5 separate regions of the Homo sapiens genome follow, and regions 2, 3, 4 and 5 are each linked to region 1. Evidence: chromatin loops called from intact Hi-C (ENCODE). Cell type or tissue: PC-9. All regions are shown on one strand. Each heading gives the region's core, and the rest is flanking DNA. Links, peaks and the distances in the headings are about the cores only.

Region 1 (6,739 bases), core at 902-5,901:
TGCAGGAACTTGTTTACCCCTTCTGCCATGTGAGGAGACAGAGAAAGCATCGTCTATTCAGCAGAGACACTGAATCTGCTGGTGCCTTGATTCTGGACATCTTCCAAAACTGTGAGAAATAAATTCCTGTTGTTTATAAACTACCTAGTCTAAAGGTATTTTGTTATAGCAGCTCAAACAAACTATTAATAAAACAATACTAACATTCACAAATGAGGGCAGCAAATGCTAAGAGTGATGTGAGGAGCAACAGCAAAAAGTGGTGCAAGAGTTCAGAATACTGCTAATCATCCCAGACAAGCACAGAGTTGTACAATCATCCATCACCTTCTAGAACAGTTTCATCATCTCAAAAAGAAACCTTGTGCCCCTTAGCTATCACCTCCCAACTCCCTAGCTTCCCCAGTCCTAAGGAGCCACTAGTCTGCTTCCTCTCTCTATACATTTGCCCACTGTGGACATTCCATATAAACAGAATCATATAACACATGGAATTTTGTGACTGGCTTCTTTCGTTTAGTTTGTTTTTAAGGTTCATTCATACATGTAGCGTATATCAGTACTTCATTCCTTTTTATGGCCAAATAATATTCCATTATATGGATATACCATATTTTGTTTACCCATTCATCAACTGATGGCCATTTGGGTTGTTCCCACCTTTTGGCTATTATGAATAATGCTTCTGTGAATGTTAGTGTATAAGTTTTTGTATAGGATAATTTTTCTAAGAGATGCAAATTTTCATAAAGCTTGTAAATTTACCCAAATCAAAAACATGTTATTCTGAGACAATGTCCTTCAAATTTTTTGTTGTTGTTGTTTGTTTGTTTGTTTTTTAAGAGATAGGGTCTCTCTGTGTACCCAGGCTGGAGTGCAGTAGCCCATTCATAGCTCATTGCAGCTTCCAACTCCTGGGCTCAAGTGATTCTCCTGCCTCAGCCTCCTGAGTAGCTGGGATTGCAGGCATGAGACATTGAGCTCTGCCAAACTTTTTTTTTTTAAATATAAAACATCCTTTTTAAATGAAAGGATGGCAATATCAAAAAGTGGTTTTGTTAATGTGCTTATTAGGTAGAATACTATTTAAAATTTTGCTTTTCTGTTAAATCCAAAAGTCTAAAAAGTGTTGACCGAAGAAAATACAAGATAGCTTCTAAAGAAAACTAAGAGGGTTTTCCCCCTGGAGTTGAAATCACATATTGTAAACAGCAGAAAATGAAATACATAAGCCAAAAGGTAGATCTTGCCAGGCTAAGGAATTTGGGCATTATCCCATAGTCAATAAGTAAATTAATAAAGCTGTTTAAATATAAAATTATTGACTCCAAGATATCACTATATTCAACAAACAATAATTGAGCTACTACTATATAAAAAGCACTGAATTTGGTACTATGAGTGATTCCAAAAAGACTTTTGCCTCTGACACTACCAAAACCACTCCAGATAAAATTCCAAATGACCTAAAATTGCTAAATCCAATTTTTATTTTTCAGTTCTCCTCTTGACCTATCGGTAGCATCTGACGTAAGTAAAACACTCTTCCTTGAAATATTTTCCTTCTTTCTTTTTTTTCTTTTTCTTTTTTTTTTTGAGACAGAGTCTGGCTCTGTTGCCCAGGCTGGAGTGCAGTGGCACGATCTCGCCTCACTGCAACCTCTGCCTCCTGGGTTCAATCGATTCTCCTGCCTCAGCCTCCTCGAGTAGCTGGGATTACAGGCATGTGCCATACGCCTATCTAATTTTTTTGTGTTTTTTACTAGAGACGGGGTTTTGCCATATTGGCCAGGCTGGTCTCAAACTCCGGGCCTCAAGTGATCTGCCTGCCTCAGCCTCCCAAAGTGCTGGGATTACATGCCTGACCAAAATACTTTCTTTACTTGGCTTCTAAGACACCATACTCTTCTGGGTTTTCTTCTTACATTACTAGTGGCTCCTTCGCAGTCTCATATGCTGGTTCTTTCACAGCTCCACAATTTATAAACATTAAGAGTATTCAAGGTTCAGCCCTTGCACCATTTGCATCTCTTGTCTATCTCATTTTATTAATGCTGTCAGTCTCACGGCTCCACTAGAATGTAGCTCCAACAGGGTGAGAATTGGGGGCTGTTTTGTTTATACTGGATCTCTAGCACCTAAAACAGTGCCTGGCATATAGTAGGTGCTTGACAAATATTTGTTCAATAAATGGTTGGATGAATAAATGGCTTTATATATTATCTATAAACTAATGAATTCTCCAATTTATACTTCCTGCCTGGATCTCTGTCTTGAGCTCCAGATACATCCAACTGCCTATTTGCTATCTCCATTTGAATGTGTAAAATACATCTCAAACTTAATGACTTAATGAAAGAGAACTCCAATCACCCTCCCAATGGCTTCTCCAGCTGGCTTCACTTTCTTAGCAAAGTGTAGCCCCATCCTTCCAGTTTCTCAAGCCAAAAATTTTCTCAAACAGTAACTAAACTGCTACTATATAAAAAGCACTGAATTTTGGTGCTTTTTATATAGCACCAAACTATAAGTCCTTTTTTTTTTTTCTTGCGACAGAGTACTCTGTCACTCAGGCTGGAGTGCAGTGGCACGATCTCAGCTCACTGCAACCTCCGTCTCCTAGGTTCATGCGATTCTCGTGCCTCAGCCTCCTGAGTGGCTGAGATAACAGGCATGCGCCACCATGCTCACCTAATTTTTATATTTTCAGTATTAATAGAGACAGGGTTTTGCCACGATGGCCAGGCTGGTCTCGAACTCCTGGCCTCAGCCTCCCAAAGTGCTGGGATTACAGGGATGAGCCACCGCGCCCAGCCTAACTCCTTTTCTTTCTCTCTCACTACATATCCAATCTGCCAACAAATACCCTGTATTTTGCCTTCAGAATATAACCAGCATCTGTTTATTTCTCACCACGTCCACGATTATTACTATGATTCAAGCCGTTATCATCTCTCACCTGGATGAATGCCAACAGCTTCTTAATTGGACTTCCTGCTTCTTGTCCACCTCCACTCCCCAATTCAGAACCACAAGCAGAAAAATTCTTTTCCAAACTTATGTCAGATCACATTACTTCTCTGCTCATAATCCTGCAGTTATTCCCATTTCACTAAGTAAAAACCCAAATCTTGAAAACTGCTTATAAGGCTCTCTTCAATCTGGCCCTAAGTCAACTCTGACCTCATCGTCTACTATTTTTCCCTCACTTATTCTGCTCCAGACATACTGGATTCTTCTGCTGTTCCTTCCAAAGGTCAAGCATATTTCTGCCTTTTCCCTTACTCTTCCCTTTGCCTGGAATGGTCTTCCCTTAGATATCTGCATCCCACCACCTCCTTCAGGTCTGCTCAAGTGTCACCTTCTCTGTGACTTTTCCCCCGATCATACTTAAAATTGCAACCCCATCCCTACCCTTGTATTCTTTATCCCTTTACTCTGCTCTATTTTTTTCCACAATACTTATCACCACCTAAAATACTACATATTTTACTTTCTGCTTGAAGACATGACTTTCTGTCTTTCACTCACTGCTATATCCCTAGCATTTAAATCAGTGCCTGGCACATGCTAAGTGATCAAGAGTCTATCTGTTGAGCTATGCTTTTATTTCCACCAGGGGGCCTAACAATCATGTAGCCTGGTGTTTCAGGAAAAGATCATAAAGCATCTCTAAGATTTCTTTCAGTGCTCTGATCCCTAGAAGGACTACAACTTGCCTAGAAAGAAAAACTGTGCTTTGTCTCGGCAACCACAAGGAGGAGTTGAGAAAAAGAACCGAGCAGAGAAACCAGATAATGCTGTTTCCCTTGCTTTTCCCACAGTAACCTCAAGGTGGAAGAACACTGGATCTGGAGCCTGCTGTACTGAATGAATGATTTTTCTCCATACTATGAGTTACCTAGACACAAACGTAAACAGGAAACATCACAATCCTTCCGAATGCCACAAAAAGGCCAAGGGAATCCATATACAATGGCCACTAAGGACAGGAAAGGTGTTTCTTTAACTCCAGCACTAAGAATTCTCCACAAATTCAGGGGAGGAGCTCCAGTTAGCACAGAAAGACACATAACTCACTGATGAAGACCGAGTGTTTCAGGTCGTCAGTACTCTTTGGCCAGAGAAGTATTAAGTCAATTCTATTTAATACTTAGGGCACCTAAAATTCGTAAGCGGTATAAGCAAGACAGTCCCACGTCTAAATTCACAGATTTGGCGGATCGCATGGAATTCATTAACATCAGACTCATTAAACACCCAAATCCATTTCCCACGGGCTTGTGACTCACCGCCACCTGTTGATGCCCACATTGGAGGAGCCGGCGAACCAGGGGTCCAGGATGTAGACGCAGCGGATGGTGTCGGCGCCCTGAATGCACTCCTTCAGGGCGGGGTTGTCGTGGAGCCGGAGCCCCTTTCGGAACCAGTGCACGGCGTTCACCCCCATGCCGGGGGGCGCGGCGGGTCCTCCACGGAGAAATTCAAGGAAGGAGGCTCCGGCTCATAGCCGACACCTTCGCTTCCAAGAGAATTGCCTCACCCGGGGCGTGAGGAAAGGGCGGCAGAGGGGGAACAGGAAAAAATGACTCCGAGGAGGGGACCGGAGAAGGCGGGGGCGCCGGAGGCGCAGTGGAAAGATGAATGGAGGTTGCCTAGTCGGCGGAGTCCGGGTGTGACGCCCTTTAGGAGCCCGCGCCCGCCGCAACCGCCTGGAGGCGACGCATAACTTCGAGGGCCTCGGACCTCCGGAGCCTGAGCAAGTTCCAGGAGCTCGAGCCGCCACGACGGCCCGAGCCGGCACGGACGGCCCCAGGAGATTCGTCACGGAAACCTCGCCCCACCAAGGCGGCCCCTAAAGACAAAACGGCCCGCCCGAGGTGAGTCACCGAGGAGAACCGGAGGGGAATGAGCCCCTGTCGGCGACGCTGTCTCTCGGCCCGGGAGAAAGGACCGGGAACGGAGGCTAGAGGCGGTGGTCGAGGCCGCTGGACGGTTGCCGGCCGGTGACCGGTCCCGAGGCTGCCCGGGTGACTCTGCCGCCGCCGCCGCGTCAGCGGCCTCGGCCCCGCCCCCGGCTCCTCATTGGAGGGCGCGCTCCCCTCGTGACCACCGGCACCTCACGTTTCTGAAGTGTGTTTACTACACTGGCTCGGAGGGGTAATCTGCTCGCGCTTCGGTCGCTTTTGGAGGAGCGGCAGCCGCTTGATCCCAAACTTGTTGACCCTCGTCCACACGCTGAACTCACTGCCTCTGCCCCTTTCCTGTGCCGACTGGTGGCCGTCCCTTGGAAGCAAATCGCGTTGACCACAGGCCCCTTGTGAGGGAAGGCTTAGCCCCGCCCCCAAGGGCCATGAGCGGCCACCATTGGCCGAGGCTCGCTGAGACCCGGATGAGCACGGGGATGCGGGGAGCTTGCGGGCGCGCGCGCTGCTCCGTTAGGCGCGCGTGCGCTCTCGCTGCGTTCCAGAGGGTAAGGGGGCGGGGCCGGCGGGCAGGAGCGCGCTCGGCGATTCCTCCCGTGGGATTTGGGGAGGGCCTGGAAATTGTCCGGTTTCCTTCAGGAGCCAGTGGTGGAGTCGGGCGGAGAGTGAGGGGAGGATGGAGTGGAAGGAGGAGAGTGGGAGGCTCCACGTACATTTCAAGTCCAAACCATGTGCTTCAATCCTGCTTTGGCCAGAGAACCCTACTTTGGAGATTGTGGAGCTGTGCCCCTCCACTCTCCTGGCCCTTGGGTGCCTCCTCCCCCTTGTACATACTCTGGGGAAAAGGGTAATTGGCAGGACGGATGCCAGGCATTCCTGGACTTCCTGGAATTTTTTTAATACTAGCGATATATATCATCAACCTTTCACCCCTCGTCTCTTACATTTAATGTAGTTTACCGGTCTCTTTGAAACTGGACGTTTGTCTACTTTTCCAGCGACAGTGAACTGCAGGCCATGGCATCCCTTAGATATATGATGCCCTTAAATTCATTCAATGATTACTTTTTGAATGAACTAGGCACTGTTCAAAGCACTAGAGATACAGGAGATACTTAATAAAACAGACTAAAACCCCACCCCTCCTGGGGTTTACAATTTGTCTCTTAACCTTTGCTGTTTTTTCCTCTATAAAATACTCTTCTTTGGAATCCAGTACTCAATATTACCACCTTTGAGCTACCTAGGATATTTCTACGCATCCCTTTAGACTCAGATGAAATAATAACTAATTTCTGAAAGTATTCCTGATCCCTAGGGCAAATTTAGGACCTCCCTGGGTTCTCCAAGTATGTTTCTGTTACATCACTTTTCACACTACCGTGAAAATTAGTTGAAAAGTGCCCATTCCTAGCAATACCAACTCAGTAATAGTACTTATTATCATAATAATGTGCCTCTGATTCCCTCTGAAGTGTGATTTCTCAAGGACTGGGTCTGTATTCAGTTTTCTTTTGTTTTTATTTTTTGCATCAACACCAGAACAGAGCCTGACATAGGCAAATGCTTATTTAATGAATGAATGAGTGAGTGAGTGAGTGCTGTTGGCCACCAGTGTGTTTGGCAAAGTTAAAAGAAAGAAGGAGATGGCAATTCTTATTGGTTGAATTGTGTGTCCCCAAAATCATATAACTCTCAATGACTATAAATGTGGCCTTATTTGGAAATAAGGTCTTTGTACATGCTCAAGTTAAGATGAGGTCATTAGGGTGCACCCTAATCCAGTGTGATTGGTGGCCTCATATAGTGGAGAA
Region 2 (6,739 bases), core at 1,049-6,048, 64 kb before region 1:
ATGTGGTGCAAGAGTTCAATGACAGTAAGATGGGATAAGAAACAAACCAAAAGGACATGATTAATTCATAAAATGAAGAATTAAGTATGGATTAATTAATAATCTTTCCCTTTCTTAATAGGCTGAATAAGCATTCCGAATGCTTTTAATAAACATTCTTTTTTTTTTTTTGGAGACAGGATTGTGCTCTGTTGCTAAGGCTGGAATCATGGTTCACTGCAGCCTTGACTTCTCCCACCTAAGCCTCTAGAGTGACTGGGACCACAGGCATATGCCATCATGCCCAGCTAATTTTTGTAGTTTTTGTAGAGGTGGGGTCTCCCCACGTTGCCCAGGCTGGTCTCGAACTCCTGGCCTCAAGTCATCCTCCCACCTCAGCCTCCCGAAGTGCTGGGATTATAGGCATGAACCATCACAGGCCTGGCCTTAATAAACATTATATGAACCAAACAAATGCACAGAATGATATGGACTAAAGTAATGTGTTACAATAGGAAAAGTTTTGAAACCTAAGAATTAATTTTGTTTTGGTACTTCATGAAACAAAAGACTAAAAGCTGTATTTAAGTATGGTGTTCTTCTTCCACAGATATAACTTACATCTCTCATTTCACATAAAAGCTGCACAGATTTAAAAAATAGAAACACTTAAAAAATAATATAGGTATTTTGTAATCAAATATTTTAAGTAGAAAAGATCCAAAAAGAAAAGCAAAAGAGAAGGCTAAAGTAGAACACACTATGATGCTATTCTTTGTTATAAGGCTTTTAAAACTATTTGCATATATTACTCTGATAAAATAAAATTTACATTGCATGCATCTACTTTTGTTTATATGTGCACAAGAAAATAATTGGAAAAATACTTACCAAGCTATTAATCATATCTCCCCGTTAGGGAGTGGGGGTTTGAGATAGGGGTGAGAAACAGAGAAACAAACACATTTTTTTAACTTCATAAAAAAAGTTTAAAATTGATAATTAGCATACATTCCTTCAAAGTAGAAGAAAAACGAGATACACTACATATGTATCTGGTTTAATACATGGTGAACGTCTTTTCAAGGCAATGGACGTACTTCTACAGCATCAATTTTCATAGTTTCATAGTACTTCATTGCACAGATGTCCTATAATTTAACAAGTCTATCAACAAATTACTATCCTTAAATCAATCCTGAAAAGTCCTATCTAGTCTCCTCATCTGTAAAATTGGGACAGTAATCGGACCTGTCTCATAGCATTGTTCGTGAGATTAAATAAATTAACATATGCGAAGCTCTTAGAATAGTGCCTGCCCATAGTAAGCACAATTATATGTTATCTATTACTTTTTAGTGTTCTCCTTCCTTTCCACTTCTGTTTTTGCTACAATAATTCTAGTTCATATTATCTCTTGCTTGTATTTACTGCAATGCCTTAAAATAGATCTGCCTACTAACAATCTCTCTCCATTCTAATTCATTTTATATGCAATTCCAGATCTTCATGAGGCACACCTTCCCATACAAAGGTTTTCAACGACTCATTCCCTATACAATACACAACAAATCATTTTGCTTGGCTACTAACCTAGGGTTCTAGGTTGATTTCCTACCTCATACCCCTTTCTCTCACACCAAACCAAACTTCTCTTTCAGCACACATTCAATCTCCTGGAATGTGCTCCAGGGCCTTTCCTTGGCTTGGAATACCTTTCCCAATTCCTATCCCTTTAAGTTCATATCACACTAACCTTAAATCTTCCATCTTAAAGTCACTTCTACATCTTCTGAACCTCTGAGGTACATTATGTCCTTCAGAGGATGAAAAAATTTTACCTCATATTATACATATTATATATATAACATATATATAAAATATATATATTATATATAATTACATATATATTACATATATATATAAAATATATATATATATATTACATATATATATAAAATAAAACCTCCTCCTAATGGATTTCAAATTAAGTCAGTTCTCCCCATCTCTCTCTTTCTGAGACACAGTCTTGTTCTGTCATCCAGGCTGGAGTGCAGTGGCACGATCTCAGCTCACTGCAGCCTCCACCTCCCAGGTTCAGGCAATTCTTGCGCCTCAGCCTCCCAAGCAGCTGGGATTACAGGAGTGTGCTACCACCCTGGCTAATTATTTTTGTATTTTTAGTAGAGATAGGGTTTCACCATGTTGGCCAGGCTGGTCTTGAACTCCTGACCTCAGGTGATCCACCTGCCTCAGCCTCCCCAAGTGCTGGGATTACAGGCATGAGCCATCAGGCCTGGCCCTAACTACAGTTTTCTTAATCTATATTTTGGTTTCTATATTTGGCAAACAAATCTCATTATGTGCCTTGTATAATTTGTTGAAAAGATTAGAAACAGGATCAAATGACCTAGTAGGGGTGTCTTGTGTAACTGTTGAAAGGATTAGGAGCCTCATAAAATCACCTAGTAGAGTCTCTAGCACATGGTAGATATGTATCAAACAGAAGTTGTTATTTTCCCTTGAGAATAATTCCTGTTTTTTTTTTTTTTTTTTTTTAAAGAAAACACCCCATGCATTTCTATATGTAAATACTTGGGCATGACAAAAGAAAACGTGAATTAGTTGGATGCCTACACCTGTATACAGAATTACTTTGAATTCACAACTTCATCTGAATGTGACTTTGAACTATGATTTGAAGGAAACCTTTCCCAGTAGCAAGGTCAATGTGACTATAAATATTATAAAACAAGGTACAACGCAATTAAGACTCAACTAATCTCTAAGCATATAATTTTTCCTTGATAATACCTCTAACAGCCCAGGTTCAAAGTATCAACTCAGTGATGTGTGTGATTTCTCTTTAATGCTGAACGAATAATGTTACTTCAAAACTATACAAAATCTAATGCTCAATCCTTTACCCTTAACTGGGAAAGGATTAGATCTGTTAGAGTTCAGATTCAGTGTGTTCCAAAGAACACACCAAGTTCAACTTTAATGTAATAGAAATGCATGTGCTCTGGGACACTCAATATTGAATGAAATGAATGATTTATTTTTAATATATTCCACTGAAAATACATATGATATCATCTTAACAGGAACATACTTTCAGACCTTCTCCAATTTGGCATATATATTATTTTCTTGAACTACACCCATTTGATGGCTCCGTTATTACTGCTATTAACTACATACAACAGGTTGCTTTTTAAATAGGCCAAATGATAGTAAAACTCACTATATCCCTTCATATAATTGTACTGCCTACATAGAAGCACAGTCCTCATATTATTTAATTACAATACTGAACACACCACTTTAAATTGAAGAGGCATTAGGTGACAAAATATATATTTCTTCACTTTAAACATTTTAAGGATTTTTTTCCTCCAGAGATCACTATCTATTGCTGTTATTTTAAAAATTATATGCAGTAAGCTTCCTTATACCACTTCCAAAAGATGACTTCAACATGAATCAACAGAAATATTTTCCTAAAGTAGGTCATTGCTATAGCAACCAGTGGACGGTTTAGTATACTCCGTCACAATGACCTACTTACCAGTCTGTGCTAGAACAGCTTTATATAACTAGAATTTCTAGTTCTGTCTATGAAATAGTCCAAAAAAGGCAATGGTAAGATACAACATAATCCTATTGCTGCTGAACACAAGGCATTAAGAACATGTACCATGCCAGAATAAAGCCATGTGGTTCTGTATGCTAGTTTGTAAAATATATCTTACACACTCAGCAATAAAAACTACACTTACAATATCTAAACAGGAACAACTCATTGCTGACCCCAAAGAACTGATTCAAAGAATATAAACTAAAATCACTAAAACTACAAGGAGAATAACCTTATTATCCACATAAAACAAGAGTTAAATGTAGAAAAAACTAAAGTTCTGTATACACCATCATAAAGAAAAAAAATGGAGATTCTCAGTCATTAACCAAAGTCTATTATATTTTATTAGAGATTTAAAAAATATAACAATTTGTGTGTGTGTAAATTTAATAAAATTTACATATGCTCTTTTTTCTGGTTTGTTACAAATTTTTAGTGCTTTCATCTAACTTAATTTTACCTAAATTGTCTGGATATTTGTGATACACACTTTCCCTGAAGATAAGAGTTTAATGTTCAATAAAGATGAAATATATATTTTAAAAGCAAACTTTGCATTTGCCACACTCTAAAAGCCATAAACCAGTAGACCTATATCACTTTTTATAACTAATATTTTGCAATGCCCTCTTTTAAATCCTGAAATAAAAGACCTAGATAATATAACATTTCCATACACACAATTTTAAAGCATTAATATCATGCTCTAATTGAAACATATAGGAGAAATTAAAGGAAAGTCATTAATATTTTAAAAAGAAGTAACATGTACTTCTAGAGGTAAATATGTGGGCATGATATAAGGAGACAATGAATTAAAACTCAGTGTCCACACCTACATACAGAATCATTTAAAATTTAACAGCTACAAAACAGACTAACACAGTTGTGTTACTGGCGACTCAAACATCATACACCATGAGTGATATTGCCTTTGGTGATGTGATTTTCTGAAATATTGACCAAGACAGGAAAGTTCAGAAAAAAAAGCAAAGTACAATCTTTCCTTTATTTATATAGGTGATAAATACATTCCAGGGAAACTCAGTGTATATTAAAATTGTGTAAAAAATACCTACTGTTTATACATAAAGATTTAGGCTCTAGGTTCAGACAATTATGAATAAGTTTTTCACTTACATTAAACATCTGGAAGAACATTTGAAATTTATGTGTAACTCAGAAAAACTATTTTATTTACTTATTTACTTTAGAGACAGGGTCTCGTTATGTTGCCCAGGCTGGCCTCAAATTCCTGGACTCAAGTGATCCTCCCATCTCGGTTCCTGAATAGTCAGGACTACGTGCATGCACACTATGGCACCTAGAGACAACTATTTATTTTGAGGGATTACTCTGAGTACTGAAAGAAATCTTCCATTCTTGGCTTCTCCTTACTAATTCCACTAGCACCTTCCAATCATTGTGACAACTGGCCGGACACAGGGGCTCATGCCTGTAATCCTAGCACTTTTGGGAAGCCAAGGTGGGTGGATCACTTGAGCGCAGGAGTTTGAGACCAGCCTGAGCAACATAGGGAGATCTCATCTCTACAAAAAGTACAAAAAAACTAGCTGGGCGTGGTGGCGTATGCCTGTAGTCCTAACTACTTGGGGTGGGCTGAGGCAGGAGGATCAATTGAGCCTGGGAGGTTGAGGCTGCACTGAGCTGGCTGTAATCATGCCACTGCACACTGTACTCCAGCCTGGGCGACAGAGTGAGGTCTTGCCTCAAAAAAAAAAAAAAAAAAAATCAATCATTATGACAACTGAAAATTCCTCTACAAAATTTCTAAAATGTGTTTGAAGGAGTGATACTGTTAATTACTTCTATAATTTCAATCACTGATTTATGAGTCATACAAAGATAAATGAGGTTCCAATACTCACAGAGCTTAAAACCTAAAAAAGTAACCTGAATATGTATATTATGTAAATAAATACTACAGAACTGGCTATGGTAGAATAAAACATATAAAATACAAATAGATATCACTAATATGCTCTGAAAAATCAGGTGGGAGAAATCATTTCTGGATTTTTCTTTCCTTGTTTTGATATGGGGAGCGGCTTAGGCAAAAATTTCAAGGATGTGGTGGTGATGGTAGGTAGTGACCCTGAAGTATCAATACAATAGCTGGAGATAAGGAAGGAGAATTATTGGCCACTGGACTGTAGCCTGCAACTAGGCCTTGTTCACCACTTCCCACTGTCCAATTCCTGACATATAGCAGGAGTTCAATAAATATCTATCTAATGACTAAATAAATTAATGAAAGCAGAAGAAAGGGATTTTAAAGGCTTGATTCAACAGTCAATGAAGAAGGAACAAGAATGGGAAAGAATATTCTCTGAATGTCTATTGTGCTGGATACTTTACATATATTATATTCCCAACAATTTTACAAGGTATCTCATTTTAAAAATGATGGAATCTGAAACTCACCAAGGACATTTCCATACCCAGGTAAACAATGAAGCAGAAAATTTAATCTGGATGTCTCTGACTCCAAACCATAGTGCTCTTTGTACTACATAATGTGACTTTTCTACAGAATATGTAATAATCTAAGATGTTTTAGGAAAATTAATTTGACAGCTTTAAGAACATAACAATGACTAGTATACAGTTTTTGTCCTCAAGCTGAGGAATAGGCGTGTGTATCAATTAAGAAGAATTTAGGATATACCATGGTAACAAATCAGTCAAAACAGGTCACATGGCCAAGTTAGTCTTCAAAAAGGCAGGAAAGCATAATCTTCTTGCAGGAAGGGACACTAAATAACAGTGTACAGTAATGATATCTACCACAATATCTAAGCACTGATATTATGTGCCATGTGGTAAATTTTATTATGAAAAGTGTATTATGGTAGCCCAGAAGAAACCTAACTGTGTGGGGGTGGGGAAGGGGGCAGGGGAAGGCACAAGGAAGAAAAGATTTGAGTAGAGTTTAGAATTAATAGGTGTTGCTTAAGGTGATAAAGCAGAAATGGGCAACCAAAGCAGAAAAAATAGTATGTATGCTTAAATCACAGAAACTCAGAAGAGCTGGGGGTTGGGGGTACCTGGGGACTGTAAGTATTATGCTTTCTATACTAAGTTGTATATTCTCCC
Region 3 (5,000 bases), core at 1-5,000, 520 kb after region 1:
AACAAGATAGATGTGGTCCTGCCCCTCGGAGGCTGGCATGCTATTGGAAGAAACAAACATTTTTTAAGTAAATAAAATAGTCACAAACTGTGAAAAATGCTAACGAGGAGACAAACAAAATTGGCCTGGAGAGCCCTGGCTTGTATGGACGTGTCAGAGATGTCCTGCAGAGAGCCAGGGGAAGGACCTTCCAGGGAGAGGGAACTGCAGGAGCTGAGTCCTCTAGGCAGGAAAGCCACTGCCTCTTGAAGGGTCAGAAGAAAGAGGAGAGTCGCTGTTGCAGAGTGAAGGAGGGAGAGAAGCTGGGAAGGGGGAGCCTGTAGAGCTCAGCAGGCCCCTCCTGGAGAGCTGGACTTTATCCCCAGTGCACTGGAAGGCAGTGGAAGGTTTTAAGCAGGGGCATAACATGGTTCTATTTATGTTTTAAACTCACCCTGACCTTGTGTAAGAGACTGGTTTGGATGAGGAGAATGAAAGCAGGAAGACCAGCTAGCAGGCTGTGGCAGTAACTGGATATCTCAGAGATGGATGCTGGTCTTTGAGACCCAGGTGGGGCAGCAGAGGTGGAAAGAAGTGGATGGATTTGGGATTTCATTGGCAAAACCAACAGCTAATGGAATGGATATGGGCATGAGAAAAGGTTCTGGCCTTAGTACCTGGGTGGACAGTGGTGCTGTTTACTGAGATGGGATGACTGAGGGACAAGTTTAGAGGGAGGGGATAGGTGTGTTAATGAAAAGTTCCATTTGGGACCTGCTAAATTTGAGGGTCTGAGAGCCATCCATAGCTGAGCTCAAGTAGGCAGCTATATGTGTGGAGTCATAGGCATGGTGGAGGGAGAGGGCCAGGTCCCACTGAAGAGGGCAGGATGGGGGGTCAGGTCAAAACCTGGCTCACCACTTACCAGCTCTGTGACTTGGACAGTTTTCTTAAAGTTTCCTCATCTGTGGAGTGGGGCTTCCAGCAGCTCCTACCTACATCAGGACTTGTTGTGATGGTTTGAGTTCATACATAGAAAGAGCTTACATTTCAATAGTGAGAATTCAGTAAATGTCAGCTTCCTGTAATAACAATTATCATCATCTTAGCTACGGTAATTTTCTTGCCATTTGTCTCTTTCTAATTAAAATCAAGTACCTCGATAGCTGGTAAACACATCTCCTGATGTTCTTGCAATTATTCATTTACGAGTCTGTGAGCTCTGTGAACACAGGGTCTGTGTCTCCCACCTTTGTAGCCCCGTAGTGTGGGGCCCAGCATACCGTAGGTGCCCAATAACGTTTATCCAGTCATACGGAATAAAGAATGCATATTTTTCATGCAAAAATGCATATTTGATTGAATCCATCAAGCATGAAGGATATCAGAAGGAACTTAGACAAAAAAGAAGAAACTCCAATGGGTGTCTTTCTGTGACAATAATTTATAGCATCTTTGCTCCCAAGAAAGGAGGTCTTGCTTTCACAAAGGAGCCTCTTCCAGAATTGGATAGTGGTATGTGAGAAGAAAGATTTTCTCTATAGTGAGTCAAATCTGATACCTCCCTGAGATTTGCACACACACAACCCCAATCAAGGGTGCAGACTTTTCACCACGATACACCCAGACCCGTGCGCACCTCTCCCGGAAGCCTCTGTGATGTGTGCTCTGTGACCTTGCTCTCTTACTCTGGCCCGCCTCCCTCTGTCATGTTCATTTTGCCTGAATCTCCTTCCTTACCCATTGTTTAGGGATCATTGGTCCCTTGGATGAAGCCCACAGCTGCAGCAAGGGGTCCCCCCTCCTCCCCTGGAGATAGATGCTGTGTTTACATTCTGGAAGGATCCATGGTTTCCCCTTGTGTTCTTTCAGGGCCCCTAGTCTCTGGCCTCTCCCAGATAAAAGTCAAGACACCCAGTTAAATTTCAGTTTCAGATAAACAATGGATAATGTTTTTAGTATAAGTGTGTCCCATGAAATATTTCTCAAGTATTTTTATTTGCTAAATCTGGTAACCCTAGCTGTAGGAGAGCCATGTTCAAGGCCCCCATGAGGTGTGCCAAGAAGTTCTATGGCTCAGCCACGTTCTGTGCCCTAGAAGCTCAGGTCTCGGATGCTGATGCCATAGACTGAAGTCAGGCTCCGGTCCTCCAGCCAGCTCTCCCCCACTGCCGGGGTAGCCCTCTGTCTTCCCTGGGGAGCCTTCCAACAGCGTTGGGGTGTTCTTGACTTTCCCACCTGCCATGAAAAGGCCTTAATCCTGGAGTCCAGATTCTGATCAACTCTGGGCCCCTAAGTACCTTTTATTGTCCCTCCCAGGGCTCTCCTGCAAATAGGCCCTTGGAGGCCTGGCCTGACGTTTAGGTCCTGAGACAGGTGTGCAGATCAGACCCCTCATGGCAACACCAGGCTTCTGGCTCCAGTCCTTGGAGTCCGTCTGCGTCCCAGCAGCTCCCCCTGGTGGCCAGAAGCAAACGCTTCATGTCTTGCATCTAGAGCCAAAGCATCTCCTACCCCTGGATTCCCATTCCGGAATAGTTTTCAGACCAAGGCTCCTCCGCAAATATGAGTGATGTGTCAGATGAGTGATGAGGGACAGGCCAGGGGCACACACGTCGCATCCACTTCTTGGGGCTCTTGTGGTCGTTCACTCCTCAGCTACTGAGGAGTCTCAGCGCCATAAACCTGGGACAATGGCCCCCTCTCGTTCCTCACAAATTTCACCCTTACTTCCACCACAAAGTGGGTTCATTAGAGGCAGGAACAGAACCAGGAATCTCGAACACCTGGCTCCTCCCCTTAGTTCCCGCCCTCGGAGTCAGCAAGCAGGGGGAGTGTGAGGGGCCTGGGACAGCTCTGACTCTGGCTGACACACCTGCCTCTGGGCAAGGGTGGTGCATATCTGAGGCGGACAGGCACACATGGAGAAGTCAGAGTCCACGCCCTCTGCTCCATCCCAGTAGCCACCGTCTCAACTCAGCCCCTCGTCACTTCACACTTTGGCAGTGGTTTCTGTCCACTCAGCTGGTTCAGTTGGCTCTATCACATCTCCCGGCCTCTAGGGTTGGCTCAGGCCCACCCTCCGTCCTCTCATAGGGCTGGCCATCCAACCATATCACTCCTCTCACGGCTTTTAAGGATAAAGTTTGAAGCCTTAAGGACTACGTCACAGGTCCTCTAGGCCCTGCTTACCTCAGCTTCTGCCTAGAAGTTTATGCCCCAGAAACAGTGAAACCTCCATGTTTACCCTCACACAACCTGTGTGTCTCAACACCATACTTTTGCTCATACTGGCCCTGCTCAAAGCTTTTCTGCTCTCTCATCTCCTATCTTCTGAGTTAAGACACAAGCCAGGTGCAGTTGCTCATGCTTGTAATTCCAGCACTTTGAAAGGCCAAGGCGGGAGAATTGCTTGAGGCCAGGAGTTCGAGAGCAGCCTGGGCAACATAACAAGACCCTGTCTTTACAAAAATTTTTTTTGATGAGCTGGGTGTGGTGGTGCATCCCCGTAGTCTCAGCTACTGGGGTAAGTAAGGCAGGAAGATCACTTGAGCCCAGGAGTCTGAGGCTGCAGTGAGCTATGATTGCACCACTGCATTCTAGCCTGGGCGACAGAGCAAGACCCTGCCTCAAAAATTTAAAATAAAATAAAATAAATAAAATAAAATAAAATAAAATAAAATAAAATAAAATAAAATAAAATAAATAAAATAAAATATAAAATAAAATATAAAATAAAATAAAATAAAATAAAATAAAATAAAATAAAATAAAGACACAGATAGCCCAGTGGTCATCTCCCCCACGAAGGCTTGCTGGATCTGCTAGTCTCTGCCTGGCGGCTTCCTTGCACTCCTGCAGCGCCTGTGTTCTGTAACAGTGCGTGCCTCTGACCCCTCAATCCTTGCATTTGCCACATTGAATTATAACAACCCATGGCTGTGTCCTCTCCCTTTCCAGGCAGTGGGGCCCCAAGGCAGGGATGGTGACATGTTTACTTTGTGTTTTCAGCACCTAGAAGAGAGCTTAGCACAAACAGGTATTCAATAAATGCTTAGTGCTTTGATTTCATCATTAATTGATTGATCAGTTCATTGTGAGAAGGAAGTAACATCCTTTATAAGCAGAATTTGTAGCACCTTCTTGATTCCATTGATTCTCCTCCCCACCCTTCTCTAACCTCTTTCTTGATGCCCTGGGCTGGCTGGATGACAAATTCCCATGCACCTTGCCATTTATATTCCTGTTTGATCTTGCCGGTTCTCTGTCCTGCGACTGCGACTGTTTCGAATGCAGAGAATCCACCCAGTCTGTGTTCATTCAGCTCCCATTAACCTCTATGTGCTTTGCCCTCTCAGGCCCTGGGATGGAGAGGCTCACCAGACAAGGCCCTTGCTCTCAGAAGTCCCCAGCCTAGAGCAGGCAGTCCGACAAATAAACAGGCAAATAGTTAAGTCCTGTGATTGCAGGACAGGGGGACGGTAGATAAACAGGCCAGCTCTCCACACAGACCACCTGGGTTCAAATCCTAGCTCCACTGCTTTCACACTGTGTAGCCTTGGGCAGGGCCCTTATCTGTGTCTGTTTCCCCATGGGTGAAAGAGAGGTCATAGGATTTACCTCTTGGGTTATGTGGGGATTCAATGAATTAATTCATGCAAAGAGCTTAGCAAGAGTGCCTAGTCCATAGTAAATATTCAATACGTATTAGTCGTTATGTGACTTAGCTCAGTATGCTATGGGAGCACACAGGAGACTAGACAGATTCACAGCAGTCATAAAGGACAAAGGATCAAGAGACATCCGGAGGCCATCATTTTAATTGGAGCCTAGGAACAGGCAATTTACATGAAAAGCAAATGCAATGTCCCAGGGTGCTTCCTGCGGAGTTTGCTCCTGTGCCCCTCTGGGAAGCCGCTGTACCCGCATGATGTCTCTTCCCTTCCTTAGGGCCGACGACTGCTTTTGTGCATCTCGAAAGCTGGATGCGGTGGCCATCGAAGCCAAGTTTAAGCAGGACC
Region 4 (6,739 bases), core at 925-5,924, 710 kb before region 1:
ATCATGTATATGTTCACTGGAATAGCACTTGTGATTTCCTTCAAGAACTTTTCCTTTGTGTGCACAACTTGGTGCAGGAGGCCTAGCTTTTGGCCTGTCTCAGCTTTTGACACGCCTTCCTTTCTAAGCTTAATCATTTCTAGCTTTTGATTTACGGTGACAGACATGCAACCCTTTTTTTTACTTGCACACTTAAGAAGCCATTCTTGGGTTATTAATTGACCTAATTTCACTATTGTTGTGTCTCAAGGAATAAGGAGGCTCAAGGAGAAGGGAGACAGATGGGGGAATAGCTAGTTGGTGGAGCTGTCACAACACACACATTTATAGATTAAATTTTTCATCTCTTACGAGCACGGTTTGTGGCACCCCAAAACAGTTAAAATAGTAACGTCAAAGAACACTGATTGGCCGGGCGCAATAGCTCACGCCTATAATCCCAGCACTTTGGGAGGCTGAGGCAGGGATCATTTGAGGTCAGGAGTTCGAGACCAGCCTGACCAACATGGTGAAATCCCATCTGTACTAAAAATACAAAAATTAGCCGGGTGTGGTGGCGCACATCTGTAATCTCAGCTACTTGGGAGGCTGAGGCAGAAGAATCGCTTGAACCCGGGAGGTGGAGGTTGCGGTGAGCCGAGATTGCACCACTGCACTCCAGCCTAGGCAACAGAGTGAGACTCCATCTCAAAAAAAAAAAAGAGAGAGAAAAAAAAAAAGATCATTGATCACAGGTCCCCATAACAGTGAAAAAGTTTGAAATATTGCAAGAATTACCAAAGTGTGACACAGAGACATGAAGTAAGCACATGCTCTTGGAAAAATGACACCAATAGATTTGCCTGAAGCAGGGTCAATCTGGAAGCAGGGACAAACCTTAAATTTGGAAAAAACACAATATCTACAAAGCCCAATAAAGCAAAGCATGATAAAAATGATATGTACCTGTAGTTACATAGCAGCCCATTTAACCTGTTCTAAGATGTAAATACTATACACATTCAGTGAACAGTTAAATTGTCGTATTAGTTATCAAGCAAAATAAAAAAATAGTTGGCATTATGTGATACAGTTAGTTGATCCTCAGTATTTGCAAATTCCTTATTTGTGAATTCACTTACTTGCTAAAATTTATACATAACCCCAAAATCAATACTTGTGGTGCTTTTGTGGTTATTCACAGATATGCACTGACACAGAGTGGTAAAAACTTAGAATCACCCAGCGCACATATTCCCAGCTGAGATTGAACAAGGCAACACTCTGCCTTCTTGTTTCAGCCCTCATGCTGTAATCGAGTGTCTGTTTTGCAGTCTATTTAGTGCCGTATTTTTTGTATTTTTGTGCTTTGTTGATTGCAGTATAAGATGGCCCCCTAGTATAATGCTAAAGTGCTGTCGAGGTGTTCCAAAGGGCAAACAGGCTGTGATGTGCCTTCTGGAGAAAATATGTGTTAGATAAGCTTGATAAGCTTTGTTCAGGCATGAGTTATAGTGCTGTTGGCTAACTTCAAAGTTAACTAATCGATATATATTAAATGTCTTTTTTTTTTTTTTTGAGATGGCGTTTCGCTCTTTCACCCAGGCTGGAGTGGAATGGCGTGATCTCAGCTTAATGCAACTTCCCGTCCAGTTTCAAGCTATTCTCCTGCCTCAGCCTCCCAAGTAGCTGCGATTTCAGGCGCCCTCCACCACGCCCAGCTAATTTTTGTATTTTTGGTAGAGATGGGGTTTCACCATGTTGGCTAGGCTGGTCTCGAACTCTTGACCGTGTGATCCTCCCGCCTTGGCCTCCCAAAGTGCTGGGATTAGGTGTAAGCCACAGCGCCTGGCCTTAAATATCTTTTAAAAGAAACACACAGAAAATAACGTTCTGTATTGATTAGTTGAGGAAAATGTTGTGACCATAGGCTCACAGGAACCTAGCCCTATATTTTTCCTGGAGCAATGGTTCAGTATTCACTATTCAGTATTTGGTATAATTCAGCAACTTTATAGAACATAACTACCTTGGATAATGATAACCGATTGTATATAGGTATAAAATGAATCTTGATAACCAGTTTAGTTGAAATGAAGAGCTCAGATTATTTGAGGAGATACTGGATGCTTCAGATAATTTTAGAAATTTATAGTATTTATTCAGTTTCAATAGTTATGATAGTGGAAATAATTTTTGAGTCAAAATTAGAAAAAAAACAAAGGAAGAGATCCTCTGAGGCTGAACTAAGTTCGTTGAAACGGAAAAGCATTTTGGGTATAAGCCTCAGAGGAGTAAGAAAGAAGGGAATGAGTCTTTACTGTTAAAGTTGTAATCAGGTGACAGAGTATAGGAGTCAGGGAGGAAAGTAGCCCTCAAATCAGTCTGGTGATTGGGATTTAGGGAGAGAGTATTGGTAAGAGTATTCATAAGTATTGAATGGACATTGACAAGTCAGGTTCTTTAACTCAGGAAGCATCCATGTTCTAAATGCAATTGTGTGAAGAAACTTTTAGGAAATTTTAAACTGTTTATTGTAGCCTAATGTGCTTTTGAGTTCTATAAATGAGATGGAGCCATTTTCTTTTCAGGATGATGATGATGATAGTCTTAGTAGCAGTACCATGATATCAGAGGGCCCAGGAAGAATTCTTAAATATACTTTTTCTTTTCTTTCTTTACGGTTTGCATTTTTTAAGCACAAAAGTAATTTTGACTTTTCTTGTAGGGATCCCACAGTGCCCAATGCAGTGTTTTATGTACATACTGATGAATAAAGAAAATTTTATCTAACGGGGCTGGGCGCGGTGGCTCATGCCTATAATCCCATCGCTTTGGGAGGCCAAGGTGGGTGGATCACTTGAGGTCAGGAGTTTGAGACCAGCCTGGCTAACATGGTGAGAAGCCATCTCTGCTAAAAATACAAAAACTAGCCGGGCATGGTGGCTCACGCCTGCCCCAGCTACTTGGGAGGCTCAGGCAGGAGAACTGCTTGAACCCAGGAGGCAGAGGTTGCAGTGAGGCGAAATCGCACCACTGCACTCCAGCCTGGGTGACAGAGGGAGACTCCGTCTCAAAAAAAAAAAAAAAGAAAACTTTATCTAATGGTGTAGAATTACATCTCCAGCAGAGGGCAGTATGTTCCCATGCATCCAAAGGACTTTTTTTTTTAGAAAGTTTTATAGACACTTGAAGATGCATAGTACTCTTTCTTTCTACCAGAAATTATAAATTAATTATAATGCATATAATCTTCTATCACTCATGGAAAATGCATGACTAGACTCATGCATACATTAAAATCAGAAAACATTAAGTACTGTTTTTTGGCCCGGTGATGAGTTTAATAAGACAGTTTTGCTGGGCGTGGTGGCTCACACCTGTAATCCCAGCACTTTGGGAGGCCGAGGTGGGCGGATCACGAGGTCAGGAGATGGAGACCACCCTGGCTAACACGGTGAAACCCCGTCTTTACTAAAAATACAAAAAATTAGCTGGGCATGGTGGCAGGTGCCTGTAGTCCCAGCTACTCAGGAGGCTGAGGCAGGAGAATGGCGTGAACCTGGAAGCCGGAGCATGCAGTGAGCCAAGATCACACCACTGCACTGCAGCCTGGGCAACAGAGCAAGACTCTGTCTCAAAAAAAAAAAGAAAAAAGTTTCTTCTGTCAAGTTTGTTTAATGTTTATATTGTACATCTATACACGCATATGCTTACATACACACAGCTGACTTAAATCCTTTTTAGAATAGGGCTGTAAATTAACAATATGCATATTTATGTAACCAGTAGTTGTGGTTTCAGACTTCTCCCTTTCTGATTATAAAAACATTCCTTGCATTATTTAAATTTAGAAAGCCACTTAAAAGTATATCTACATTTTTGGATATATTTTTCCAGACAGTTTTCCTGTGCTTTTGTGATATACACATACATTTTTATTTTTTTCACTTAACAGTGCATTATGAATAGCTTTCCCTGTTATGAATCTGCATCATTATTTTTAGTGACTGTTGTGTAGAAGTTGCATACTTGTGGTGGAATTTACTTAACCACTTTCCTCTAGTGGGGCATTTAGGCGTCATTTTTTTCCCCAAGGCTTTACTCTTAAACACAACCCTAGGATGACTGTTATACATACCTGTTTGTGCACATTGCTGATTGTTTTGTAAGACTTTATTCCTGAGAGTGGAATTTCTTTTTTTTTAAACTTGGTGCATGTTGCCAATTATTTTCCTGAAACGTATCCACTACATTCTAATCAGTAAATATTTTAAAATTTTTAGTTTGGATAAATGAGCTAAATATTTTGGTCATAAATGGTCACTTTTATTGGTCTCCCACAATAGGTATGTTTTAATAAATTGATGGGAATTTGTTTGATAACCACTATTTAGACTTTTCCATCTGGGAGGCAGCATAGAGTATTGGATATCTTAGAATCAGACAGATTTAGGTTGAATCCCAGCATCTGCACTTATTAGTTATGTGACCTTGGGCATATTTTCCAGTCTCTTTAAGTCTTGAATAACTCATCTATTAAGGTGAGAATTTTAAGAGAGTTGCTGTGAAGAGCAAACAGGATCATGTATTTTTTGAAAAGTCCTGGAAGGGGAGTGCCCTTTTTCTTTCCTTAGTTGTCTTTATGGTCAGAAACCCGGGAAAACAAATGGGGATACCAGAAAAGACACATCATTTCTCTTTGAGTGTTGTGTGGCCCTAACACAGACCTTGACAGTCATTAGGACTTGATGGTTGTTGATTATAACCAACAATTGGCTGAAAGTGACAGGAACAGCAGGGTTTCCAGATTCCATGCTGAGTCTGAATATGATGGAGAAAGCTTTTAAGACATAGATCAGCCTTATTTATGGACTTGGATCACTACAAAGGTTCTCCTGCCCATGAATCTTCCCCACTTTACATTTTGTATTCCCAAGTATGCTGCCTGCACTTATGATGGCATCTGTAGTTTGAAAGTTTTTGTGGAAAAGAGAATCAAATTTCAAGGGTGCTGGGCAGTGTTTCCTGGAAACTAACTTATATGGAAATTTATCTTTTTTTTTTTTGAGATGGAGTCTTGCTCTGTCACCAGGCTAGAGTGCAGTGGCGCGATCTCAGCCCACTGCAACCTCCAACTCCCTGGTTCAAGCGATTCTTCTGCCTCAGCCTCCCAAGTAGCTGGGATTACAGGCATGCACCACCACGCCCAGCTAATTTTTGTATCTTTAGTAGAGACGGGGTTTCTCCATGTTGGCCAGGATGGTCTTGATCTCCTGACCTGGTGATCTGCCCACCTTAGCCTCCCAAAGTGCTGGGATTACAGGCGTGAGCCAATGTGCCTGGCTGAAATTTATCTTCTTTAAAGAGAAACAGTTACAAAGTTAGAGAGGGCTATCACAGTTCTCTTATTACCTGCTGGGACTACTGTGAGTAATAATAGATTGATTTTGGTCTACTTTAAAGAAACATTAGAGATTTCTGAATATTAGATATTTTAAGAAGTTATTTCCTTTCCTGCCTTCACACAATATATTTCAACCTGTCACCATTAGTGTGTGTATCAGTCTCTTTTGCTCATTAGTATTCTTTTTGTCTTTAAAAGTCACGCTTTGTAGATATCTAAAAAGACCTCATGCCACTTTTTATAGTGCATCTCCCCTTATTTTTGTTCAATGGTATTGCTGATTGCTAGAGTGTAGGGGACCTGCTGAAATGTATTATCTCTGCTATTTTTTCATAAGTTTATTATGTAGGATTTACTTTTGACTTATTAGAAAAAATGATTTCAGATATCTGGAGTACAAAGAGGTCCATATAAAGCCAGTTTTCAGATGTCTAAATTATGTCTTTAAAGTAAAATAGTTGAGCATTTTGCTGTCGTTTCCATAGCAATATGTCATTTATTTGTAGCTGTGACTACTGAAGGCTAAATAGTCATAAAGTCAGTTCGGTCTTTGCAGCTGGTGTGCTTTGATGATAACTTGACTGAGTTATCGCCCCTGTATTTAGTGACTTGATATAGGAAGAGTTTAGTCCTTTTAGAGCAAAGCTTTGGCAGTAATCATGCTTTTTGCACATATGGTGTCATTTACCATGTGCTTGGCATATCTTTGCTTCATAGCTTAGAAATATTTGGAAGGCCTAAGCAGTCTGTTTAGATCCCTGTTAGGACATTTGAGAATTTTATGCAGTTATGAAATCACCACTTAGATTCAGCATCAAGACAACTTGAAGTGGCAATCCATACGTCAAATGAGGAAAGACTTTTTCGTTACAGGTTGAGCATCCCTTATCTGAAATGCTTGGGACCAGCAGTGTTTAGGATTTCAGGTTTTTTTTTTTTAATTTTGGAATATTGGCATTGTCCTTATCCTTATGGTTGAGCATCTCAAATCCAGAAATCCAAAATCTGAAATGCTCTAATGAGTATTTCCTCTGAGTGTCATGTCTGTACTCAGAAGGTTTCAGATTCTGAAAGCTGGTCATGGTCGCCTGTGCCTATAGTGCCAGCTACTTTAGAGGGTAAGGTAGGAAGATTGCTTGAGCCCAAGAATTTGAGGCTATAGTATGCACTGCAGTTGCAACTGTGAATGGCCTCTGCACCCCGGTCTGGGCAACATAGTGAGACCCTGTCTCTTAAAAAAGTTGGCTGGGCGCGGTGGCTTTGGCCAGGCGTGGTGACTTACACCTGTAATCCCAGCACTTTGGGAGACTGAGGTGGGTGGATCACTTGCAGCCAGGAATTTGAGACCAGCCT
Region 5 (6,739 bases), core at 975-5,974, 77 kb before region 1:
CAACAGGGCAAGACTCTGTCTCAAAAAACAAACAAAAAAAAAAAACAAAAAAGAAAGCTGAGGCAGGCCAAAAGCTAGGCCATTTGCACCAGTTAGCCAAGATGTCTAAACAAAGGAAAAGTTCTTGAAGGAAATTAAAAGTGCTACTCCAATGAACACATGAATCATAAAAAAAAACAAAGCAGCCTTAATGGCGATATGGAGAAAACTTTAGGGGTCTGGATAGAAGATCAAACCAGATACAATACTCCCTTAAAGCATAGTCCTAATCCAGAGAGAGGCCCTAACACTCTTCGATTCTGTGAAGGCTGAGAGAGGTGAGGAAGCTGCAGAAGGAAAGTTGGAAGCTAGCAGAGGTTGGTTCATAAGGTTTAAGCAAAGAAGCTGTCTCCATAACCTAAAAGTACAAAGTGAAGCAACAAGTGCTGGGTGGAGAAGTAGCAAGTTATCCAGATCTATCTAAGATAATGAATTAAGGTGGCTACACTAAACTACAGATTTTCAGTGTTGATGAAGCAGCCTTCTATTGGAAGAAGATGTCATCTAGGACTTTCATAGCTAGACAGAAAAAGTCAATGCCAGGCCAGGCACTGTGGCTCATGCCTGTAATCCCAGCACTTTGGGAAGCTGAGGCAGGCAGATGCTTGAGGTCAGGAGTTCGAGACCAGTCTGGCCAACATGGTGAAACCCTGTCTCTACTAAAAATACAAAATTTAGCCGGGCATGGTGGTGCACGCCTGCAGTCCAAGCTACTCAGGAGGCTGAGGCAGGAGAATCAATTGAGCCCAGGAGGCGAAGGCTGCAGTGAGCCAAGATCGTGCCACTGCACTGCAGCGTGGGTGACAGAGGAAGACTCCGTCTCAAAAATAAAAAAAGAAGAAAAAGTCAATGCCTAGCTTCAAAGCTTCAAAGGACAGGCTGACTTTCTTGTGAGGGGCTAACATAGCTGGTGACTTTAAGTTGAAGCCAATTCTCATTGCCCATTCTAAAACTCCTAGGTCCCTTGAGAACTATGCTAAATCTACTCTGCCTGTGCAGAACAGGAACAACAAAGCCTGGATGACAGCACATGTGTTTACAACATGGTTTATACATATTTTAAGCTCTCTGTTGAGACCTACTACTCAGAAAGAAAGACTCCTTTAAAAATATCACTGCTCACAGACAAACGTACTTTGTCATCCAAAAGTTCCAATGGAGATTTATTAGGGAGATTAACATTGTTTTCATTCCTACCAATGTAACATCAATTCTGCAGCCCATGGATCAAGGAATAATTCTGACTTTCAAGTTTTATTAAGAAACACATTTTGTAAGGCTATAGCTGCCACAGACAGTGATTCTTTTGATGGGTCTGAGCAAAGTAAATTGAAAATCTTTGGAAAGGATTCACCATTCTAGATGCCAATAAGAACACTTGTGATTCATGGGAGGAGGTTAAAATATCAACATTAACAGCAATTTGGAAGAAGCTGATTCCAGTCCTCATGGATGACTCTGAGGGGTTCAAGACTTCAGTGGAGGAAGGAACTACAAATGTGGTAGAAATAGCAATAGAATTAAAACTAGAAGTGCAGCCTGAGGATGTGACTGAATTACTGCAATCTTATGATAAAACTTGAATGGATGAGGAGCCGCTTTCTATGGATGAGCAAGAAAGTGGTTTCCTGAAATGGAATCTACTGCTGGTGAAGATGCTGTGAACATCATCAAAATGATAAAAAAGGATTTAGGTTATAACACAAATTTAGTTGATGAAGCAGTGGCAGGGTTTGAGAGGACTGACTCCAATTTTTAAAGTTGTACTGTGGGTAAAATGCTATCAAACAGCATTGCATGCTATAGAGAAATCTTTGGTGAAAGGAAGAGTCAATTGATGTGGCAAACTTCATTACTGTCTTAAGAAATTGCCATAGCCACCACAACCATCAGCAACCACTACCCTGATGAGCCAGTAGCCATCAGCATTGAGGCAAGAACCTCCACCAGCAAAAAAGATTATGACTTGCTGAAGGCTTAGATGATCACTAGCATTTTTTTAGCAACAAAATATCTTTAATTAAGGTGTGTATTTTTTTTAGTCATAATGCTACTGCACACAGAAAAGACTACAGAATAGTATAAAGACAACTTTTATACATATGCATTGGAAAACAAAAAAATTGTGACTTGCTTTATTGTGATGTTTGCTTTATTGCAATATTTACTTTATTGTGGTGGTCTCGAACCAAACTTGTAACATCTCCCAGGTATGCCTGTATCAAAAATTGTAATTGTTAGCTACTAAAGGTGGTCAACAATGACAAGGAATAAAACAGGAGATAAGGCTACACTTCAGTATGGTAGGTAGTAGCCACTAGGCCACGTGTGGCTTCTGAGCACTGAAATGTGACTAGCTGGCACTGAGATCAGCTGGAAGTATAAAATACATACAAGATTTCAAGAACTTCATATTTTTTTAAAACTCCGTTTAAAATAAGCTATTTTAAAAGATAAAATAGCTTATTAATACTTTTATATAGAATATTTTAGATATACTGTGTTGAATAAATCATTAAAATTAATTTCACCTGTTTGTTTTTACTTTTTTAATGTGGCTATTAGAAAATTTTAAATTTAACATGACTTCTATTGGATGGTACTGCTCTAAGGTGTTCAAAAGTACCAATTGCAGAAAGCAGCTGCCACCTCTATGTGGACGGAAAATAAACAAGGAATGAATAAAAAACTTAACAAAAGCTCCCTCCACCAAGCCACTGAGATTCATGGCTCATTGGATGGAGCGTGCTGCCACAGGAACACACAACCTTCCCTGTAAAGAAATTTACCGGAGGGCAATGACCAAAGGTGTTTCATACCAATAACCTGCTGGTTGGCTGAGAAACTTCCTGGTAGGTATGGGCTAACCAGGTTATCTGTAGAAGCTGTCCACCAGGTGGCATAGAAACTTATCAGAGGGTATAAATAGGCTTACACAGAAATTCACCAGAGGGTGTATGTAGGCTGTGGCTGGTTCAGGAGGGCTGCTGAGGTGAATGCTACTGATCCTCCGGCATACTCATCTGCTAGCCCAGGGAAAAAAAGCACAAGTATATCAAGAAGAAAAGCTTCTTCTCTCCTGCTGTGACACAGTATCACACAGTAGGGCAAGAAGGGTGGGTTTGGCACTAAGAAATAATAAACTAATTAATGCATACTGATTTTCTTTATTGTTTTCTATTTCATTGATTCCCGTTCCTCTTTATTTTTTGTTTTCTTTCTACTAACTATTAGTTTAATGTGTTCTTTTTCTATCTTTAAGGTAGAAACTTAGTTCTTGATTTTTCCTTTTCTAATACAATATTGAAAGCTATAATATTAAGTTTCCTCTAAGCACTGCTTTAGCTGCATTCTGTAAATTTTGATATACAGTCCTCCCTTGGTATCTGCAGGAAATTGGTTCCAGGACCCCCTGTGGATACCAAAATTCACAAATGCTCAAGTCCCTTATGTAGAATGGTGTAGCATTAGGATATAACCTGGGTGTATCTATATATATATATTTTGTGTGTTTTTGTTTCTTTTTTTTTAGACAGAGTCACACTCTGTTGCGCAGGCTAGAGCACAGTAGTGCAATCTCAGCTCACTGCAACCTCCGCCTCCTGGGTTCAAGTGTTTCTCCTGCCTCAGCCTCCTAAGTAGCTGGGATTACAGGTGTGCATCACCACTCCCAGCTAATATTTGTAGTTTTAGTAGAGACGGGGTTTCACCATGTTGGTCAGGCTGGTCTTGCACTCCCGACCTTGTGATCCGCCGGCCTCAGCCTCCCAAAGTGCTGGGATTACAGGCGTGAGCCACCACGCCCAGCCTTTAAAGACTTTATTTTCTCAATTCTCTAACGGGTTCAAACAAAATAAGAGGAAAAAAGACCTCTATAATTTTGTGTCACATTCACTTTCATCTCCTTGTTAATATGGGAAACAATGATCTATTGTGAGTTTTTACATCTTAACCAGAGATGGAAGTCCCTATCTACTCTTTTTTTTTTTTTGAGACAAGGTCTCACTCTGTTGCCCAGGCTGGAGTGCAGTGGCATGAATATAGCTCACTGCAGCATTAACCTCCTGGGTTCAAGTGATCATCCCTCCCACCTCAGCCTCCTGAGTAGCTAGGACCACAGGCATGCGCCACCATACCCAGCTAATTTTTAAAAATTTTTGTAGAGATGCGGTCTCAGCATGTTGTCCAGGCTTATCTACTCGTTAGAGCAGGTTTTTATTTTAAGCAACACGTAGTTACCTTTGAATTTCAATACCTAGATTTAACAGTAAGACTGCAAATAGCACCAACATATTTTCATTTGAGTAAGTGAATATTCACTTTGCAATTTTTTTTGAGCGAGGGTCTTGCTCTGTTGTCCAGGCTGGAGTAGAGTGGCATGATCTTGGCTCACTGCAGCCTCCAACTTTCCAGGCTAAAGTGATCCTCCTACCTCAGCCACTGGAGTAGCTGGGACTACAGGTGTATGCTACCATGCCCAGCTAATTTTTAAAATTTTCTGTAGAGACAGAGTCTCACTATGTTGCCCAGGCTGGTCTCAAACTCCTGGGCTCAAGCACTTGGCAATTTTAAGCAATAAGATTTGTATCTATTTTTGTGTATCACAATTACTTGTTAATCAGAAAGGATAACATGAACAACTAAATGAATATAAAGTTCTTGGCTGGACGTGGTGGCTCACGCCTGTAATCCCAGCACTTTGGGAGGCAAAGGCAGGTAGACCACTTAAGGTCAGGACTTCGAGACCAGGCTGGCCAACATGGTGAAACCTCATCTCTACTAAAAATACAAAAATTAGCTGGGCATGGTGGCGCACTCCTGTAGTCCCAGCTACTCAGTAGGCTGAGGCACGAGAATCACTTGAACCCAGGAGGTGGAGGCTGCAGTGAGCTGAGATCGTGCCACTGCACTCTAGCCTGGGTGACAAAGTGAGACTTGGTCTCAAAAAACAAAAATAAAATAAAACAAAACAAAAGAAAGAAATAGCACTCCCAAACAATTTTAAAAAAAAGTTCTTAAGTCATAATTAATATACTGTGAAAATAAGCAATGTAAAATTTGATAGTAAAACTAAAAGTTGTAAATCACATATGTCCTAGGAGAAAGCATTTATTTTTTAAATTGACAGTAAATTAAACAGTATAATTGCATAAAAATGTAAAGCTACCTCACAAAATAATCCAAATACAAAGAAGGTAAAACTCTAAAAATTTCCATCCATCCATCCATCATCCTTTCCTTCTGTTTCATAACTCTAGTCTTAGGGTCTAAACTACTATTTATATACTGAAGAGTCCTAAATTTAGTCCAGACTTCTCCCTGAGCACTAGACTTGAATGCCTTCTCAACATGTACATTAACATGCCTAAAAGGCATCCCAAACTAAAAATTTATAAAATGAACTTCTTATTTTTTCCTTAAACTTGTTCCTCCATAGTCTGTTATTCCATTAAATGGGAATCCATTCTGCCATGCGTCCAGGCTAAAAACCTAGAGTCATCCTTGACTCTCATATATCACATATAGGCAAACCTTACAGCCTCTATTTAAAATATATATCCAAAACCCTACCACTTCTCAACACCTCTACAGCTACCCTGGTCCTGGTCATCATCATCTTATTCCTAAATAACTGCCATTGCCTCCTAACTGATCTTTCTGCTTCTGCCTCTACAACACTTCCAATCCCCTGTGTATTCTCCACAAACAGCCAGAGAAATTCTTGTAAATCATGAGTTAAATCATGTCACTCTTCTACTCAAAACTCTCCAATGGCATCTATTTCACTCCGAGTAAAGGCTGAAGCTCCTAACATGATCTATAAAGCCCTATGATCTGGCTTCCAGCCACCTCTCCGACGCCATTTCTTCTTTTCACTCACTGTGCTCTAGCACACTGGCCTTGTTGTTGTTCCCTAAACAAATCATGCACATGTCTACTTCAAGGCCTTTGTTAAGCACTGTTTCCTCTGCCTTCCATGCTCCTTCCCCATGTTGCAGTTAGCTTAGTGGAATTGTTAATTCTCAAAATTCTGTCAGGTATCTGGATGGTTCTTTTATTGGTTTCACTCGGATCTGCTCATGAGGCTGCAATTCGCTGGCAGCTTGGCTGGGGCTGGAGTGCCTAAGATAGTCAAACTCACACATCTCAGACTTTGGTGTTGGCTGTTGTTTGGTCCACTCTCTATATGTGGCCTCCCAAAGTTAGATATTCTACCCCAGGCTTTCTTACATGATAGAAGGAGCATCCTAAGAGGGGAAAAGTAGAAGCTGAAAGGTCGCTTAAGGCCTAGGATTTGGAATTCACAATGTCTTCTTTGACACTTGGTTAAAAACAAGTTGTAAGGGCAAGTCAGATTCAATGGGGTAAGGAAATAAACTCTACCTTTTGACGGAAAGAGCTGCAAAATATTGTGGATATGATATACCACAACCCAGATGCATGGCTCACTCTTCATATGCTTGCTCAAATGTCACCTTATCAGTGAGGCCTTCTTTGATTCCATATAAAGTAACTTTCCCTCACCTTGACATTTACTATCCCACATTTTACTCTTCTCTACAGCACATATCACCACCTGACATTGCATGTTTACTTATTTGTTTACTATCTGTCTCCTTCCACTACAGTGTAAGCACCATGAAGACAGAAATTTTTTGTTTCACTACTGTATCTCCAGTACCTCAGACACAGCCTTGTA

What was found. Hi-C counts contacts between places; a loop is a spot of excess contacts. Peaks named below come from ENCODE experiments on the same cell type or tissue, not always from the same donor. Only the 100,000 strongest peaks of a DNase experiment are listed, where the experiment ranks them.
Region 2: a loop joins it to region 1, with 5 times the contacts of the local background. A loop is called at or near these places in 33 of 110 quality-filtered maps.
Region 3: it touches region 1 in a loop (13-fold over the local background); 11 of 110 quality-filtered maps call a loop at or near these places.
Region 4: it touches region 1 in a loop (4-fold over the local background); 48 of 110 quality-filtered maps call a loop at or near these places.
Region 5: it touches region 1 in a loop (8-fold over the local background); 28 of 110 quality-filtered maps call a loop at or near these places.

Annotation. Positions count from the first base shown.
Region 1 is chr12:107,088,512-107,095,250 of GRCh38, forward strand. CRY1 (cryptochrome circadian regulator 1) reads right to left here and starts at 5,038. Exons shown (of 13, transcript NM_004075.5): 1 at 4,293-5,038. The coding sequence starts at 4,450. RefSeq lists silencers at 4,870-5,099, 5,430-5,509 and an enhancer at 5,180-5,329. In PC-9, for the core only: CTCF peaks have their summits at 3,721 and 3,923; DNase peaks (open chromatin) are centred at 3,810, 5,130, 5,400, 5,790 and 1 weaker place; H3K4me3 peaks cover 3,014 bases; H3K27ac peaks cover 2,559 bases.
Region 2 is chr12:107,024,253-107,030,991 of GRCh38, forward strand. The region is part of intron 1 of CRY1 (cryptochrome circadian regulator 1); the gene reads right to left. Among named protein-coding and RNA genes, the nearest start is that of MTERF2, 40 kb to the left of the region's middle. In PC-9, for the core only: no CTCF peak of the experiment used is centred there; DNase peaks (open chromatin) are centred at 1,609, 3,499 and 5,749; H3K27ac peaks cover 1,983 bases.
Region 3 is chr12:107,605,261-107,610,260 of GRCh38, forward strand. ABTB3 (ankyrin repeat and BTB domain containing 3) reads left to right here. Exons shown (of 17, transcript NM_001018072.2): 5 at 4,930-5,000. Among named protein-coding and RNA genes, the nearest start is that of PWP1, 78 kb to the right of the region's middle. RefSeq lists an enhancer at 4,519-5,000. In PC-9, for the core only: CTCF peaks have their summits at 2,452 (motif pointing left) and 2,652; a DNase peak (open chromatin) is centred at 2,431.
Region 4 is chr12:106,383,289-106,390,027 of GRCh38, forward strand. The region is part of intron 9 of POLR3B (RNA polymerase III subunit B); the gene reads left to right. Among named protein-coding and RNA genes, the nearest start is that of POLR3B, 29 kb to the left of the region's middle. In PC-9, for the core only: CTCF peaks have their summits at 3,125 (motif pointing right) and 3,326; a DNase peak (open chromatin) is centred at 4,073.
Region 5 is chr12:107,011,328-107,018,066 of GRCh38, forward strand. The region is part of intron 2 of CRY1 (cryptochrome circadian regulator 1); the gene reads right to left. Among named protein-coding and RNA genes, the nearest start is that of MTERF2, 28 kb to the left of the region's middle. In PC-9, for the core only: a CTCF peak has its summit at 2,939 (motif pointing right); a DNase peak (open chromatin) is centred at 2,894.